Linked DNA regions of Homo sapiens: region 1 is linked to region 2. A link is a contact called in ENCODE Hi-C or POLR2A ChIA-PET data. All regions are on one chromosome and are shown on one strand. The core of a region is the stretch at or near the end of the contact, and the rest is flanking DNA. Distances in the headings are between cores, read along the strand shown.

Region 1 (4,979 bases), core at 1,127-3,626, 80 kb after region 2:
ACTGAGTCAAGGAATGGGCTCATTGGCTGGAGCAGAACTTCAGGCCTCTTTCCTGCCATGTCTTCTTCTATGTTTACTGTTCTGATTCTGACTGAGCAGAGCTATGTACAGAAAGATGAATATAATAAATTTGTTTAGGAAGGGTTTTCTATAAACATTGTTCTCTAAAGATATTCTTTGAGGGCTAAAACTAAAGTAATAAAGAAATTGACAGTATTTTAAAATAAAATATGTTTTTAAGATGATTTCAGTACTAAATTATACCACCTCCAAGGTTACCTATGTTTTTGCTCAGCAGTCTTTGTATTCCTCCCTTGATAATTTCCCAACTGTTTCAGCACTACAGCACTATCCCACTTTTTCCTCTCAGAAATGGCACTGCCACCATCTACTGTGAGGAGGAGACCAAAGCCACCTGGCATGGATCCCCTCCGTGTCATGTTGACATAAACCTATTCTCTCTATTCTGCTCTCAAAACCCCTAATTTTATTGTTTCTGCTTAATCTTCTTTCATACAAAGCCAAACTTCTCTATTTCCTCGCCAACAAATCATCCTTTAAGTTTAACCCTTTGGCATTCGTCTATTCTTGCGTTGCTATAAAGAAACATCTGAGACTGGGTAATTCACAAAGAAAAGAGGTTTAATTGGCTCACGGCTCTGCAGGCTGTAGAGGAAGCATGGCACATCTGCTCAGCTTCTGGGGAGGCCTCAGAAACTTAAAATCATGGTGGAAGGTGAAGGGGAAGCAAGCCCTTCTCATGGGTGGAGCGGGAGGAGGGGTTGGAGGGGAGGTGCCCCACACTTTTAAACCAAAAGATCTCATGAGAACTCTGCCACTAGAACAGCACCAAGGGGATGGTGCTGAACCATTCATGAAGGAACCACCCCCATGATCGAACCACCTCCCACCATGCCCTACCTCTAACACTGGGGATTACAATTAGACATGATTGGGTTGGGGCACAGATCCAAACCATAGTACCTTTCTAATCTCATTTTCATTGGATCTAATTAAGCTCATACTCATGGTAATGACCAGCCACTGTGAAATCTGACAACCTTTATTAGTGCTCATACTTCTTCAGCTTTATTGAACATTTAATGCTGTTGGACACCTCTCTTCCTTGAGCGGTTCTCTTGTTTTGGCTTCTGTGCCCATATATTCTAGTGGTTCCTCTGTTTTTTCCAACCACTCCTTTTCTAGATCTTGCATGGTTCTTCTCTCTCCACCTGCCCCTAAGTGTAAAATTTCCTAAAGTTAAATCCTTGGCCTTCTGTCTTGGTTTCTTTATACTTTCTTCCATAACTGCATTCCTTTGTCCTTCATTTTTCCCACCCATTTCATTCCAATACTTACAGGGCTCCAGCCCAACCTATTACAAAGTGTCTACCCTGCCCATAGAAATATCCTGCAATATTCAGGCAAGCCACACTGATTTCAACACTTGTTGAATAAAGAATAAGTCATTTTTTTTCAATTTAGTATTCTATTTGATATGTCATGACCAAAATAAATGTGTCTAGAACTGTATGTTGGGTCATAGTATTTATGTGTTGTTATTTAAACACATTATTCATATTTTGTTATTGCAGAGCTTCAACCCCTGAAGCCACCAAATTCAAAGGTCTATGAGTCTTCTCCTTACTGTAGGTGGGTGAATTTGCTGTTTCTGGATATACTCACGTTTATTCCAACTTCTATTCAGTCTGCAGTGAGGAAAATAACTCTGACTTTGCCTTGTTTTCTGCTGCAGCACAACAGGGCATGCCAAGAGAACTCTGTAGGGAAGGCTCAAAATTAAATGAATTTTACTCAAGTACTGAATTTTCAGCAAGCCAAAGAACTTCTTTTCAGTGGTTTTATTTGGTATTTTCACCAGAGCTTTCTCACATAATCGTCTCCTTTCTTTTGTTCCCTGTCGTCAAATGCATGGCCTCTGATGCTGAACATTCCCCGGGGGAGAGACATGGATGATCACAATGGCCCAGCATGGGTCTTGGCACTCGATGTGTGAGGCAAGTTAGCACCAAGCTGCAGGGCTGCAAGTGGGGCAGAGCTTCTCCAGGCCTTCCTATGGGGCTTCATCACACTCTGTAGCTTTTCCTCGAGTTCAAATCCTGTCCACAGACAAACTTCTAACAAAGCTTTTGTTGTTCTGATGAGTCACAGCTTCTCCCTATTTATGTCAATCATTCGGGGCACTCAGTTTTAACTATACAGTGTTTCTGCATACTCATCGGTTTCTTTTTCCTATAAATGTGAAAATAGTGTAAGAAAAGACTCATCCCCTCAGTGTCCACAAAAGCAGTGAGAAAAAAAGAGAAAATACTCATCCTGTAGCTCTTGAACTCAAGTAGTGAAGACTCAAGGCAGCAACCCCAGACTAAGTATCAATGATTCACACTTGTGAGAGGAAGGGAACTTGAATTATAGTGCACTAATCAAATAATTATTCTTTCCTACAGCGCAATCATGGTCATGACAATGAACTAACAATGAGTCATGCACTTTCTAAAATCACTTTTGGCCTTAACCTAAATTGTGTGGATGGCTTCTTTCTCAACTTGTGAAACTAGGCCTTTTGCGTCCTCATGTTCTAAAATGCTATTACTCAAAGTGTGGTCTCTGGCCCAGCAGCATCAGCATCTCCTGGAACCTGTTAGAAGTGTAGAATCTTGGCCAGGTGCAGTGGCTCACACCTGTAATCCTAGCACTTTGGGAGGGTGAAGCGGGCAGATCACGAAGTCAGGAGTTCAAGACCAGCCTGGCCAAGATAGTGAAACCCCGTCTCTACTAAAAAATACAAAAAAATAGCTGGGCATGTTGGTGGGCACCTGTAATTCCAGCTACTTGGGAGGCTGAGGCAGGAGAATTGCTTGAACCCGGGAGGCGGAGGTTGCAGTGAGCCGAGAGCGTGCCATTGCACTCCAGCCCAGGTAACAGTGTGAGAAGTATAGAATCCCAGTACCAATTCAGGCCTGGCGGATGAACACTTGTGTTTTTAACAAGATTCTCAGGCGATATATGTGCATTTTAGATTCCAAAGGCATTGAATTCCTTTTTGTCTACTTCATTCATTGATCCTTTAGTAGCCTTTCTACTCTCCTTATATATTTTTTAGAGAATAAATTTATTTTTAACAATTCTGGATCACTCACCCACATACATTTGTAGAGTTTAAGACTTCTTGGTTGCAATGATTAGAGCTAATATTAGTCAGATCATTTTTCAACTATCTGAAGGCAAACCAATGAGAATCCCTAATTCCTGACTTAATGGGTAAGCCAGTTCAGAGCTCTTTCTGTCTCTCTCTCATACACACACACAGCCTGCCAGTGGGTGTGTAAAAGTCTAGTTTTCTAGTCACAAGTAGAGAGTTGGTTAAACATTATAGGTTTGAAGCACACTTTAACTGATTCAGTAATTTTAGGGGCGCTGGCTGTCAGGAACATAATTGGTTCCTATAAAATTCTATTGCTAGATTACTTGGTTTGGGAAAATTGTTTCCCGATAGGCCATTACTCTTGCAAGGATATCTTATCCAAAGAGAGAAATGACTGATCAAACTTATAACAACTCAATACAGTTAAGTGTAACCTTCAAAGTCTTGGGGTAAACTTATTTATAAAAAAGGAGCAAAACATTATAGATAATTGACTATTTAACTTACCCTTGTTTGCCTCCATCTGTGAAAGGAGCATCTTTGATGGGTTGAGAGTACTAATTGTATCCTAGACTTGCTCATCCCCAACACTGAGGCCCTGAGTCTGTACCCTGACTTGGGGGCTGAACTGGAGCAACTCTTTGCTCTGGGAGAAGAGTTAAAAGGAGTTCACAATGTTCAGGCCCAGCTGTCTTTTGGGAGAGATGTCTGCACTGATTATGGATCCAAACATCAGAGAGGAAGTGACAACTTTTCAGAATCCTTGATTCGAAGTCAAGAAAGCCTAGAAGAACATGCAAGACAACATTCAAGCAGAACCCAGGGATACTATGCAGAAAGTCTTTCAATTTGAATACTTTACTTATTTCTTTACTCATGTGTGTATTTATTGAATAAATAGGTATTAAGGGCTTGTTTTCTGTCAGGCACTGTTCTACGTACTGTGTTTATAGCAATGAAAAAAAAAAAAAAAAAAAAGAAAAAAAAACAGTAAAAAGTCCCTGCCTCTGCAGCTTTACAAATTCTAGTAGGAAACCCTGGAAAGTTTTGAGTAGAGGTGAGATGTAACTTGGTTTATGTTTTAGGAAAACCTCTCTGTCTGCTCTGTTGAAAATGGATTGCATTTATTAAATAGAATGGACTGGTGGACTATCAAAGACACCAGAGTGAGGCCTTCTTTCTGTCCATTTGAGCTTAAGAGTATAGCGTCTCAGACCTAGTTGCTTAAGACTTTAGAACGGTTCACTCAAAACAACACTTTTGATTGACCATCTTATAATAAACCCAATGGTGGAGGAAACTCTTCTCCTGAAGCATTCCTGAAATCTTACCTGAGTAGACCTCTCTTCATGCAGGGTCTCTGCAGGCTGAATGCCTGGTACAGACTACCATAGAAAAGCCTTCCTAAAAATTACAGTAGCTGCTAAATGTCTCTTGAAACTTCGTATCAGCATTTTATTAAAAATTCAGGTCTTGATCTCTCAATATATTAACTTGCATGAGAAATGGATTTGGGGATTAAGGGTAAAGAAGCTAACATTTGTTGATAGCATATAATGTGCCAGACTCTTTATGTACATACTTTCATTTAATCCTCATACCAACAATGTGTGGTGCAGTAGATATTGTTATCCCTAATTCACAAATGTGGAAAATGAGCTCAGAGTGGTTAAGTATTTTCCCCTATCCCATGACTTGACAGTGTTATGAACAGGACTGGGAGACCCAAGATACCTCCTTCTCACAACATAGCTGCTGCTGCTGTCACGTCAATGATGACTACTACTGTACACTGAAGGCACCACTATTTAAC
Region 2 (5,078 bases), core at 1,116-3,615:
GAAGTGTGAAATTTTTGCTTCCAATAGCTGTCAGCTAAGAAAAGGTAGCTCAAGCCGAGCGCGGTGGCTCACGCCTGTAATCCCAGCACTTTGGGAGGCCGAGGTGGGCGGATCACGAGGTCAGGCGATCAAGACCATCCTGGCTAACACAGTGAAACCCCGTCTCTACTAAAAATAACAAAAATTAGCTGGGCGTGGTGGCGGGTGCCTATAGTCCCAGCTACTCAGGAGGCTGAGGCAGGAGAATAGCGTGAATCCGGGAGGCGGAGCTTGCAGTGAGCCGTGATCGCACCACTGCACTCCAGCTCTGGCAACAGAGTGAGACTCTGTCTCAAAAAAAATAAATAAATAAAAATAAAAAATAAAAGAAAAGGTAGCTCAACTAAACCTGATCAATGGCCTGATATTGAAAATTATCTTAGGCTAATTAGGGGACATGACATGGAACAAGTGTCCCAAAACCAGATTTTGAGTTTTTGTTCTTTAAATAAGGCTGCATGGGGAAATGGTCACTTAAAGAGATGGCCTGGATAAGAATGGAGGGATTTTCATTGCTGAAGTGTATTGCCTTACGGCTTTTCTTGGGCAATAAAGATATTTTTAGTCTGGTCAACGTGCTGCACACATATGCCAATATGGTGGTATGTGGAAAAAAACTGAGATCAACCACAAAGAAAGAGGTAGGGGTGAATTAAGGGAGACGACCGTCTTCATCTCGGAACATAGATTGCTGTGGCTACATTTTTGGTTTTCTTTTTGTTCCCCATAGCTGCTGACAGTCTGTGCACACAGGTAATTAGCATTAATGATGTCACTGGCCATGCAGGTCTCATTATGAAATTAGCTGCTTTGCCCAGTATCTGATTTGGCAAAGCAGCTATTCACATATGTGCCAATGTATGAGGCATTCGGAGAACAGATCCGGAAAACAATCTGCAGATTGAAAATGAAGACATCCAATTTATAATCTCTGTGTTTAGCTGGCACTTCACCTTCTTTATGAGTCTAACATCAGTGAAAAAATATCTAATCCTGAACTGCTTTTAAAATGTTAAATTTTAAAATATTAGGAATTTAACAGGTTACTGCGTTTCTAGTGTGTGTGTGTATATATATATAAATTAATTAGGTGACATATCTTTTTCTCCTTGCTCATAACTTCCCAGCAACATTAATGAGAAAAAAATAACTTTTTAGAAAATGTGAAATTGAAAACAAATTCACATATAAATTCATTCTCCAGCTCTTTTATTAAAAGCTTTTCAATATAGCGTTCCTGATTAGAGGACTGGAAAAGGACGGATTTTTCAGGGGAGAAGCTTGTTAGCATGCAGGAACTCACTGTGGGGAAGGTCCGGACAGGGTTGAGGTAGCTCTCGTTAGGGGTGTTGCCCAGCTTGGAAAGTGCGGCCAGAAGTCCCTGGGCCTCCTCGGACTGGCTCCAGTGGTAGCGTTCCAGGTTGAAGAAATGCGCCACGATGTGGATGGCTAGGACAAGGAGATGACACCAAACATGCACCCTGTGGCTTGCTTTCTCCCTAGTTACTAAAAAATACAGTGTCTCTGTGCTCAAGTTTCTCTGTTCTGGTTTTTGTAATCTCCAAGGAAAAGTGATGTATTTACACATCTTTCCCAGTGCTTTGAGTGGAGTGGATTGAATACTTCCAAAGATACTGTACAAAAATCTCCACATTTATTTAAGTTATATTAATAAATAAAGTAAATCTCAGTTCATCATAAAGTGTATAGTTATCATGGAAGTGGAATAAATGTTATGATATCTCAGCATAATTATATATGAAATAATTCTAAAAGAAATAATGATATATAACTTCTTAAGAAATTGGAAAGCATTATTCTAGAGTACTGTACATTATACATGCTGATATGTATGTATATGATACTGTACAAAAATCTCCACATTTATTTAAGTTATATTAATAAATAAAGTAAATCTCAGTTCATCATAATTTAAAGTGTATAGTTATCATGGAAGTGGAATAAATGTTATGATATCTCAGCATAATTATATATGAAATAATTCTAAAAGAAACAAGTATATATAACTTCTTAAGAAATCGGAAAGCATTATTCTAGAATACTGTACATTATACATGCTGATATGTATGTATATAATGTAAATGATAGATACCAGGAGAGATATTGTTTTTGTTCTCTTTCAGCCACTCTATTTTCTGTTTATTCCTTTCCACATTTTAGTATACAGTAGTCCCCCCAGTCTAAAGTTTCACTTTCTCCAGTTTCAGTTACCTGAGGTCAACCACAATCAGAAAATATTGAATGGAAAATTCCAGGAATAAGCAATTTGTGTTTTACACTGCATGCCATTCTGAGTAGCATGATGAAATCTCATGCCATCCCGCTCTGTCCCACCTGGGATGTGAATAATCCCTTTGTCCAGCATATCCAGTAGCCCTCTTGGTTATCAGATCAACTGTCACGGTATCCCAGTGTTTGTGTGCGAGTCATCCTTATTTTACTTAAAAATGGCCTCAAAGCGGAAAAGTAGTGATGCTGGCAATTCGGCTACACCAAAGGGAAGCCATCAGGTGCTTCCTTTAAGTGAAAAGGTGAAAGTTCTCTACTTAATAAGGAAAGGAAAAAAACTGTATGTGGAAGTTGCTAAGATCTACGGTAAGAACAAATCTTCTATCTGAAATTGTGAAGAAGAAAAAAGACATTTGTGCTAGTTTCGCTGTCACACCTCAAACTGCAAAAGTTACAGCCACAATGCATGATAAGTGCTTATTTATGATGAAAAAAGCATTACATTTGTGGGTGGAAGACATGAAAAGGAACATGTTCTGATGGATGGCAGTCGGGGTCAGTACTATCCCCTGTTTCAGGCATCTGCTGTGGGTCTTGGAATGTATACCCCGCAGACAAGGAGGGACTACTCTATATGTATATATACCCCTGCACATACACATTCACACATAAATTTGCATGTGTTATTTCTGGTGGATTGAAATAAGCCATTATTTATGGAACTAAATGTACCTTCTGTATATTCTTAAGAAGTAAATGGAGCTTTCTAATTCTGGGACTTGGTGGTGTCTAAATTCTAAATGAAGAGAACAAGCTTAAGAACCCAGCATCGTCTGGCCTGAGGATTCTGTGTCTGATGCTGCTCTTTCCAAATCTGTTGGGAAGCCAGCAGTCACAGCTAGACAACAACATACCGATGCTTTTCCTGCAAATGAAACTCCCGCTGGGTGGCCAGTTGATAACTGCCATTGGGATCAGATTCGTGTGTGAAATGAGAATTCATTGCCCGGGGTATAGATAATTTCCCAGTTGATATCTTCTTTTCTTCTGCACCCACAGTGAGAAGTAGCAGGGCCTATGACTATCATAAAGTCTATACAGGTTGTGAGTGAGTTACGGGATCCTCCGTGGTTGTACATTGTGGGTTGAGGTGTGGAAGAAGATGTGATGGGGAAAAAGAAACAGCAAGAACTTCTGAGAATATTCGTGTCATTTTGGTCCCTGTGGTCCTAGGAGCAGATTTATTTAGAAATGCTATCTTCTATGCAACCTCTTTTCTTTGTCACCTGAGTTCCTGCTATCACTCCCTTTTCTGATTTGCAAAATTTTCTACGCATGCCTTACAACTCACTTCAAAAGTTGACTTCTATCACACATTCTTCAATTTCACCAGCACAAATGATAGTATGACCATAGCATTTCTCAGATATTACTGTTGCAGTATCTATTTATCCCTGCACCCCTGATGAACTTTGACTTCTCAAGGATGGACTTTATTCATCCTTGAAACCTCAGCACCAGTTTGTATTTGACAATTATTTGCTTAGTGACAATGAGATTAAAGAAAGGTAGAAGGGGTAATGAAAGGGTAGGAAAATCAATCTATAAATACAACCTTGTTGGAGTAGTGTTTTCTCTGCTGACATATACATATATATATATATATGCTATATATATATATTATATATATGCTATAGATATATAATATATATGCTATAGATATATAATATATATATGCTATATATATATAATATATATATGCTATATATATATATATAATATATATATATTGCACATTTTTCTTTAGCCTTTAAGTTGAAAATCAAGTCAAATATACTTCAGGTTGAGGCTCACCCAAGAAGGCAAAGCACTCGATAGTGTTTCCGCATCGTGATGTTTACTGCTTCCTTATGGCTTCAGAGAGGTTAGCACCCACGAAGTACTATGTTTCCTCCCTAGGTGCTTTGTCAAAATATACAGCCATGTCTATGAAGGTGCTGCCTTGTTTAGCCTCAGCATCCACAAAGCTGGAAAGGCTTATCTAGCAGGAGTCTTTTCCAATATGCTACATGCAAAATGGAAACTATTTGCTAAATTGAACACAAACATTGTCCAGTATTCCTAATTGCTGTTTTCTGATAATTATCTCGACGTCTTTAAAAAGCAGGTAGTACGTCTCATAGCAAACATATTGAATATTTACTATACAACAGACACTGTTGTAAATGCTGTAGGCATATTACCTGATTTAACCCTCCTCAGGTATCAGCCTTCTTCTCATTCGACAGACCAGTATTCAAAGAGTTAAGGAATTTGCTGTTGATTCGTGATGAAAGTGGTTTAGTGATTTGCGTGACTCGGTGCCCCATCTTTTGACCATCAAGCTGTATTGCTTCGTTTGACTAATGAGCAATTATCATACCTGATTTTTAATTGAAAACTAGTTTTTTCTATGGGCTTAGATAAAACTCTGAATGGTTTACCTGGTGTCTTTAATCTAGAGTCCAACCGTTTCTAAGGCTTCTGGCTGATCACAACATTTGGAGTCCTCATTGTAGGTTGGTGTAAATGCTCCTTTTATATTCTGCCCCTTGACCCTTACTCCTCTCCTCCTAGCTTTCTTTAATTCTCTCTCCATAGACTAGGGCACTCCAGACAGGGAGTGAAGCTGTTCCCAATTTACAGAAATAGAAACTGAGCTTCGGACCAAGTTAACTGATGTGTTTACCATTGCATAATCCATATATGATAGTCAGAAAGAGAAGGCAGGATACGTTTTTTATATTTTA

What was found. Hi-C counts contacts between places; a loop is a spot of excess contacts on that map. ChIA-PET counts read pairs that join two places held with the same protein, here RNA polymerase II (POLR2A). Pooled maps may share reads with other maps.
Region 1: a pooled map shows a loop between it and region 2 (9-fold over the local background). The contact joins two enhancer-like sites. A Hi-C loop is called at or near these places in 1 of 168 maps with a recorded cell type or tissue (HepG2) and 4 of 50 pooled maps. POLR2A ChIA-PET finds 5 or more read pairs at or near these places in 3 of 52 experiments (A673, MCF 10A and activated T-cell).

Annotation. Positions count from the first base shown.
Region 1 is chr6:155,521,940-155,526,918 of GRCh38, forward strand. It overlaps LOC105378068 (a long non-coding RNA gene), which reads left to right. Exons shown (of 3, transcript NR_134597.1): 3 at 3,699-4,079. Among named protein-coding and RNA genes, the nearest start is that of NOX3, 69 kb to the left of the region's middle. RefSeq lists an enhancer at 1,717-2,293. Within about 2 kb of position 2,377, at least 3 of the 41 ENCODE cell types and tissues checked have a DNase peak (open chromatin) inside an H3K27ac peak, as active enhancers do.
Region 2 is chr6:155,441,931-155,447,008 of GRCh38, forward strand. It overlaps NOX3 (NADPH oxidase 3), which reads right to left. Exons shown (of 14, transcript NM_015718.3): 5 at 1,343-1,488. Among named protein-coding and RNA genes, the nearest start is that of NOX3, 11 kb to the right of the region's middle. Within about 2 kb of position 2,366, at least 2 of the 41 ENCODE cell types and tissues checked have a DNase peak (open chromatin) inside an H3K27ac peak, as active enhancers do.